Linked DNA regions of Homo sapiens: region 2 is linked to region 1. The links are chromatin contacts, found by Hi-C in ENCODE. All regions are on one chromosome and are shown on one strand. The core of a region is the stretch at or near the end of the contact, and the rest is flanking DNA. Distances in the headings are between cores, read along the strand shown.

The links. A loop is a pair of places that touch in the nucleus more often than their neighbours do. Pooled maps may share reads with other maps.
Region 2: a map of Calu3 shows a loop between it and region 1 (4-fold over the local background). The contact joins two enhancer-like sites. A Hi-C loop is called at or near these places in 6 of 168 maps with a recorded cell type or tissue (CD4-positive, alpha-beta T cell, Calu3, GM11168 and 3 more), 6 of 37 single-sample maps with no recorded cell type and 6 of 50 pooled maps.

Annotation. Positions count from the first base shown.
Region 1 is chr4:83,627,924-83,631,963 of GRCh38, forward strand. No RefSeq gene overlaps it. Among named protein-coding and RNA genes, the nearest start is that of GPAT3, 94 kb to the left of the region's middle. RefSeq lists a cis regulatory region at 1,969-2,692 and an enhancer at 2,293-2,587. Within about 2 kb of position 2,373, at least 13 of the 41 ENCODE cell types and tissues checked have a DNase peak (open chromatin) inside an H3K27ac peak, as active enhancers do.
Region 2 is chr4:83,368,257-83,372,099 of GRCh38, forward strand. No RefSeq gene overlaps it. Among named protein-coding and RNA genes, the nearest start is that of HPSE, 35 kb to the left of the region's middle. Within about 2 kb of position 2,440, at least 2 of the 41 ENCODE cell types and tissues checked have a DNase peak (open chromatin) inside an H3K27ac peak, as active enhancers do.

The DNA of each region.
Region 1 (4,040 bases), core at 1,123-3,622:
ATGCCTCTATTCCCCCTTCCAGTTGCAAAATTAGGTGTAATGGCCATTGTTTACTCTGCGTACCAGGAACTCTCATCTTGCAAGGTAGGGATCGTTATTCCCATTTTCAAATGAGGAGAATTGAGTTCCACAGAGCCTGAGCGTTTTGCCCAGCCAAGGTTTGCCTAAGTAGTGGGAGATGGAGCCACTTAAGTGATTTCTCTTATAAATATTTCACTGCTATGGCTCTCAAATTTGCTACCAGGCCTATCATTTTCCTTCCTTAATTCTAGCAGTCAGCCACAGAGTTCTCCTTGCTCCTCCTATTCTATTGACCTGGTACCTCCTTAGGTTTTCCTGTCTCATTTTCTCTCCACCAACTTGGCTTCTTTGTCCTCTCTCCTGCCATCTATATATAATTGGATTTTTTTCTTTAAAATAGCTCTCTAATTTCATTCTTCCCTGTCATCCCTATTCAGGTAACATTCAGATCTTTTCATCTCTTGCTAGATCATAACAGTCTTAGAACTAATATTCCTAAGCCTGAAGCCGCAGTTACATTCAGCTTCCTAACTCACCCCTTTCACCATGTTACTTTTCCTTATTAGATACCAAGTGAAATCTAATTCCTTAGCTTGCAATTCTAGGCTCTCTACAAATGTATTTCCAAATCATTGATATTCCTATTTATCCCATGTCCTCTAGGTAGATGTGTATACTTGATATTTCTAAAACATCTTATGAGGCCTGGTGCCGTGGCTCATGCCTGTGATCCTAGCACTTTGGGAGGCCGGAGCGGGTGGATCACATGAGGTCAGGAGTTTGAGACCAGCCTGGCCAACATGGTAAAACTCCGACTCTACCAGAAATACAAAAATTAGCTGGGCATGGTGGTGTGCACGTGTAGTTCCAGCTACTCAGGAGGTTGAGGCAGGAGAATGGTTTGAACCTGGGAGGCGGAGGTTGTAGTGAGCTGAGATTGTACCGTTGTACTGCAGCCTGGGTGACAGAGCAAGACTCTGTCTCAAAAATAAATAAATAAATAAATAAAAAACGTCTTATGGCTGAGACTATTTACTCTCTCCAAATTCATTCTCTTCCTCTGTCTTAGTAACAGAACCCTACATTTATTCAAGATATTAGCATACCCAACTAGAAACTGTATTTTTCAGGCTCTGTTGCAACCAGGTATAGGAATGGGACTTAGTTCTTGTCAAAAGGACTTGAATCCAAGTCTTAAGTAGGACTTTTGGGAAGTATCTATAAAAAATATTTTTTCTTTTTAGCTGTCTGGTTTGGAAATGTGATGGTTGGAGCTCTAGTAGCCATCTTGGGCCTTCAGAATAGAGACCACACTCTAGGTTAGAGATCTGGAAGATGTCTTGATCCTCAGTGATTTTGTGGATTTGTATTATCAGCTTTGGCTTCAAAATTATTTGAGCCATCATTTGAACCTCATCCCGAATGATACACATGCTTCATGGAGGAGGTAGCATTGAGATGGTCCTTGAAGGAAGAATAGGATTTAGATGGTCAGGAAGAGTAGGGAAACATCATAGGCAAGGGGATAAAATAAAAATAAAAAACTATTAAATTTACAGAGTAGTTTACAGCTTATAGAGTGAATTCACATCCACTATTTTATTTGTTCCTCATAATAACTGGGTATGTTATATGCAAATATTATCTTCATTTTACAGATTAGAACTGTGGAGTCCAAAGATGGACAAACGATTAAATGGAAAGGACATTGGATTTGTAGTCAGAAAGTCTGGGTTTGAGTTTTTTATTGTGATGGGCAAACTTTAAGGTGGCCCCCATGATTCCTCTCCTGGTGTTTATGTTTTTATATAATCCTCTTCTCTTGCTTGTAGGCAGACCTGTGAATTACTTCTAATCAGTAGACTATAGCAAAGGTGAAGAGATGCTGCCCTTAAAATTTCATTATATTATATATCACTCCAGAGCCTCTTGCTCCCTCACCCCCTCTACCATCTCCGTTACTGATTTTGAAGAAGAAAGCTGTCATGAATCTTATAACTGCAAGGAACTTAATGTTGCCAAGAACCATTTGAGTGGGAAAATGGATTCTTCTCCAGGCAAGCCTTCAGATGAGAACTTAGCCCAGGCCAACACCTTGACTACAGCGTTGTGAGACTCTGAAGCAGAGAACCCAGCTAAACCGTGTCCAGACTCCTGGCTCAGACTGTGTGTTATTTTAAGTTACTTAGTTCATGGTAATTTGCTATGCAGAAATAGATAGCTAATAGACTATCTACTAGTTGTGCGGCCTTGAGTTAATAGCATAACTGCTTTGTCATGGCAGAGGTGATTAACTGTTCACCATAAAGTTATGCTTCCTCTTCCACAGAACAGCTTTATCACTGGGAAGCAGCCACCCAGCGATAGCCTACATTTCGCAATACCCCTCACATCTGGGTGGAGGCATTGACTGTTCTCACCAGTGAGATGTAAGTGAAAGTCATTTGGGTCACTTCCAGCATGAGGTTGTTAAAAAGTAGGTGTGCTTTCTCCAACCTCTCTGCCTGTCTGCCAGCTTGAGGCAGGAGACTCCAAGGCTGTAGGATCTGGTGGGGCCACAAGACAGAAGGAGCCAGGGCTCAATTACTTCGTGGAGGAAAACTGCACCCTGACCAGGAACACCCTCAGTACACAGTTACATGAGCAGGAAATAACCCTATTGTGTTAAGTGCTGACTGTTTTGTTTATTGTAGCAATTACTGTTTCCCTTATGTAGCATTAATTTTCTTATCTATCAAATGGGGATAAAGTTGTGACATAAATGAAACAATCTGTTTAAAACACATATCAAATTGTAAACTATTATCCTAATATGAGGTGTTAATAGTGTCTTCACAAAACCCCTGTGATGTAACTAGAGAAGTAATTATTCCTTCATTTTATAGGTGATAAAACTATATGAAATGGCTATGTGGCTGGTTTGAGGTCTCTAAATTAGTGACAGGGGTAGGACTATCTCTCTTGATTCCCTACCTAATATTCTTCCACATTTCCATGACATCACACAAGGGTTCAGGGGAGTGGAAGGTGTGCAGAGGAAGGGGGAGTTTCAGGAAGACACATTTCTTTAAACATGTGCAGATGAATACAGTGATTTCAAAGGTGTCCCTGTGGAGTTGAACCAAATGCCTCCTCTGCAGAGGCTGTATGTTTAGCTGTCAGTACATGGAAGAGAAGCATAGCTTCACCTTACATATGTTTTAGTTAAATTAGTAGATTAATGTATATTTACTTTGAGGTGATTGTTGAAATACCTTCCTTGTGTGTAATGGAATTTTCTCCTTTCGGCGATGCCAAAGACAGTTCATTTAGCTACATATGTTGTCAGTGAAATTTCCCACATGCTTCCATGAAACATTTGTCTTCTCCAGATGGCCTGTGTAAAGCCCAGTTGTTCTTCCAAATAAATTTATGGCTACAACAAATGTGTTATCTCTCTAGACTAGCTGAGAGTTCTTTTTTGGAAAAAGAAATAAATGATTTCCTACAATTCAAAGAGGGATAGATTTTTCAGTGTAAAGTGGTGTGAAACTCTGTTCTAAGGCTGAAATTTGGTAGGATCTGAGTTTTAAAAATTAATAGATAGAGTGTGTTGCTTTCATTCCCCTCCACCCATAAAATCTGTGTGGTTTTAAGTTCCCTTCATACAAGAATCCCAAACACAAGAATTCCCCTGCAGATTGTTTCCATATTTCTAATCTCTTGCTTTGCAGCTTTTTTCCCCCAATAAAGCCTTACTTTTAAAATAAAAAATCCAAACACTTATTATTCAATATTTAATATATGAAAAAGAATACTTATAACACAGATATAAGTTAACAAACATACTAATAAATTGGACACCTGTGGAACCACTGATCAACTCAAGAGCCAGAATAATAACAATGGCATTGTATTCATCTGCTCAGTTCCTTGCTTCTGCTGTCATCCCCTTCCTGCTAGGAACCACTACTGCCCTTTACTTTTAAAAATTATTATGAACTGATTGTAACTATTTATGAAAAGGTTTGAAAATCTTA
Region 2 (3,843 bases), core at 1,190-3,689, 260 kb before region 1:
TTAATGGTATCTTTCATTAAATATACTGTATTATGCTTCTCACTAATTACCATTAATCCTCTAAATGGTAATGTTCCCAGAAATGGAAGAACATAATAATAATTTCTAAAATCACCCCATAAAGCTGAAGGCAATTGATGATTTTTAGAACATTTTTCTATTGATCACTAGAAAAATGAATAGCTTTTCTAATACATGTAAGTGCACAATTAAAACACCAAAAAAAAAAAAATAATCCTGCAATACAAGTAATGTAAAGCTATTTCCTAATATATGGGAACAGGAAGCGTATAATATAGTGAGTGGTTCAGACTTTTTAAAAAATTTTTGCAAGTTTCAGGAGTTAAATAAGCTCTGTGCCTGATGGGTTTGCTCAGCTCTGAAGTCACATGTAAATGCTGAGCACATTATTTGAAATTAACTTTGGAGGTCAATCAACACAGACAACAGAACATGAAAAAACTTTTTATGGTGCTTTGCATGGTCTCCTCTCTATCTCCTCTCAGTATAATAATGACAATGTGTTATACAATGGAAAAAATATGAAAAATACAATGTGATTCTATTTTCTTTGGCAATTTTTTTTGAAAAAAGAATATATATATTTTGGAGACAAAGTCTGTTGCCGAGGCTGGAGTGCAGTGCACAATCATGGCTCACTGCAGCCTCAACCTCCCGGGCTCAAATGATCCTCCCACCTTAACCTCTCAAGTAGCTGGGACTGCAGGTGTGTGCCACCACACCAGGCTAATTTTTAAAAATTTTTGATAGAGATGAGGTCTCACTATATTGCCCAGGCTTATCTTAAAATATATTTTAATATAAAAATATGTAAAATATAAATATGATAACTACATTTTATGAAAATGTATTACTGCCATGTTAACATCATCAAAACTTATGATCTTGGCCTTTTTTTGTCTCTCAAAAGAGAAGCACTGGCTCCTTTGGCAAAGGCTGACTCCAGGAAAGTCACAAACAGCATGATCCTTGTGATCAAATCCAGCCACCAGAGGTAAGGTGTAGGTAAGTAAATTGGGTAACATTGTGGTATCTTTGAATACTGGGGACTTCTCTGTAGCCACATCCAACGGCCTTCATCATTTTCCTCATTAAAGTTTGAGCAGCCATCACTGCTTGAACAGATGCATGGCCAAATTGGGCTGCTTGGCTTTAATCCCTACTTTACCAGCACAATTCCCTTTGCATGGGAAGTGCCTCCAAAGGGGCTGGCCTTAAGGGCTGTGCCCAGATGGGTCTCCTTGTATGTTTATCATGATATTTCTCATCCCATTAGTAGCTATAGCACTCAATACTGGCGGTTCAAAGACCCTGATGCTTGCCCATCCTGCAGGCCTGAGCAAAGGAACAAGACAGGAGAGGCTCTTTTGCTAATTTTTGTATCGCTATTATAAAAACACAAAAAGATTTTCAAAAGGAAGAAAGAGAAGAAACACAAAAGAAGGTTTAGTGTCTAAATGTCACGGAAATACCAGGGGTTCAGTCTAGGTTTTGCTGCTTGCTGCACAGAAAGCCAATCACTGAGACAATGAGTATTGCCAAGGAGCAAGGCTTTAATCAGGTGCTTCAGCTGAAGAAATGAGAGATCAGTCTCAAATCCATCTCCCTGGCCAACTAAAATCAAGGGTTTATATAGCACAGAAGAAATGAAACTTCACCCACAAAAACAAGAATTAGGGAGGGGTAAGGAAGAGTTCATCCATAGGAAGTAAGTGGTCACTTATGCAATCATGATAGATGAGGGGTCTGGTGTCTCATTGTCCAGATGTGGTGATCTGGTAAGTTTCACTTCCTGGATAGCATGTGGGAGATCCTGATGGTTGGTTTCCTGAGAAAGGAGCTCACATAAGAGAAATGTAACTTTCTTAAGTTTCAAGACTGGGAGGGTCAATTTCTAGGTTTATTCAAAAGAAACTATTAAACATCAGTTCTATGGAACAATTAGATGGGTTTCATAAACGCGATCTTAGTGAGTGTGCCACTTATCAGTGTATTACTGCTCAGCTCAAAAGCTACTCTACTATTTGCTCTGTGTTAACCAGCTGGACCCTGTAAGCGGTTCTCCTTTGCAGCAAGCACTTTGTTAGGTTTTGTCAATAGAGGGTGCAAGAAGGACACTGCAAGAAGAAGGGACTTCTGGCTCTGATTCTTCCATTCATGTGACCCCCAGGCAGGAGAAGCACTGGACAATATAACAGCCTCTCTGTGGTGGAGGTATGAGGTGCCTGCAGGCCCAGATCCCCTTTGCCATCAGGTGCTCCCGTCACCCTTGCCTCCCAGCTGCTGTGACTCTGGGCTGATGGACTCCACAGCTGCCCTGTTGCTGGAGAACTGCCCTCAGCCACACAGGAGCTGCCTTGGACCTGACCTCCCCAGGAGGCTCTGCCACATTCTCATCCATCTGCCCCTGGTCTGATGACTGACTCACAGGGAAGGAAAAAAACCCAGCCCGCTCTCCTCAAAGAAACTGACTCAGTGTGGCCATTTGTGCTCCAGAGCACCTTCATGGGGTTAGACTGAAGACAGGCTGCAGCTGAGACCACTTCCTCACTTAGCTTTATCCTCCATGCCATCCTGCATTCCTCACTCTGCTTCTCCTGAGAGCATCCACTAGTGAAGCACTGAAACAAGAACTTACATCTCAGGCTCTGGTTCTTGGGAACCCAATTACATTTAGAGCTCTAACTCAGAGCATGGCAGAACTGAGCAGAAAGAAGGGAGACCTTCAGGGCAGCAGCAAAGAGGACAATGGGATAAGACAGAACTAGAGCAAAGAGGACATGGGATAAGACAGAACTAGGACATGAGCCTTATTCCTGTATCCCAAACTCAGCAATCACAGTTTACTTCTCCCCTGCTGGGGAAGAGTGGGTGCAGGGCGAGAGAGAGGCAGGGGTATTATGATTGTGGAGCTCACCTCAGCTGCACGAAAGAGAACACCAGGAAGGGGGACAAGGCATCACAGTGTCTAACAATGTGACACTGTTGTATTCATTTCCTAGGGCTGCTGTAATGAAGTGTCACCAACTGGATGGCTTAAAACAATAGAAATATATTCTCTCACAGTTCTGGAGGCTAGAATTCCAAAATCAAAGTGTCAGTGGAGACATCCTTGACTCTCAGACACATCACTCCAGTCTCTGCCTCTGTGATCACGTGATATTCTCCCGCTGTGTCTTCACATCATCTTGTCAACCTAAAAATCATCCAAAGGGTCAGAGTCTAGTTTAAAGAGTTTGCGCAGGCCGGGCACAGTGGTTCATACCTGTAATCCCAGCACTTTGGGAGGCTGTAGCGGGAGGATCACCTGAGCTCAGGAGTTTGAGACCAGCCTGAGCAACATGGTGAAACCCTGTCTCCACCAAAAATACAAAAATTAGCTAAGCATGGTGGTACACACCTGTAGTCCCAGCTACTTGGGAGGCTGAGGTGGGAAGATCATCTGAGCCCAGGGAATTCCAGGCTGCAGTGAGCCATGATCATGCCACTGTACTCCAGCCTGGGTGACAGGAGAAGACCCTGTCTCAAAAATCAGAAAACAAACAAACAAAAAAGAGTTTGTTCAAATGCAAAGTTTGAGGACAGCTACTGAGAAAACACAGATTCCAAAGAATGAAAGTCAGTGTTCTGAAGTGTAGAAGTTTAGGATCATTTATTTAGACAAAACATAGAGAAGCATAACAGAATTTCAGTATCTTTCTACATGAGGCTTAGTGCATAGTTACAATGATTGGATTAGTTGAGGTAGTCTTTTTTCTCAGGAAAGGTATATTTAACATTCCACACTGAAGAGGTAACAGTCACGGGGTCTTCTGCATCATT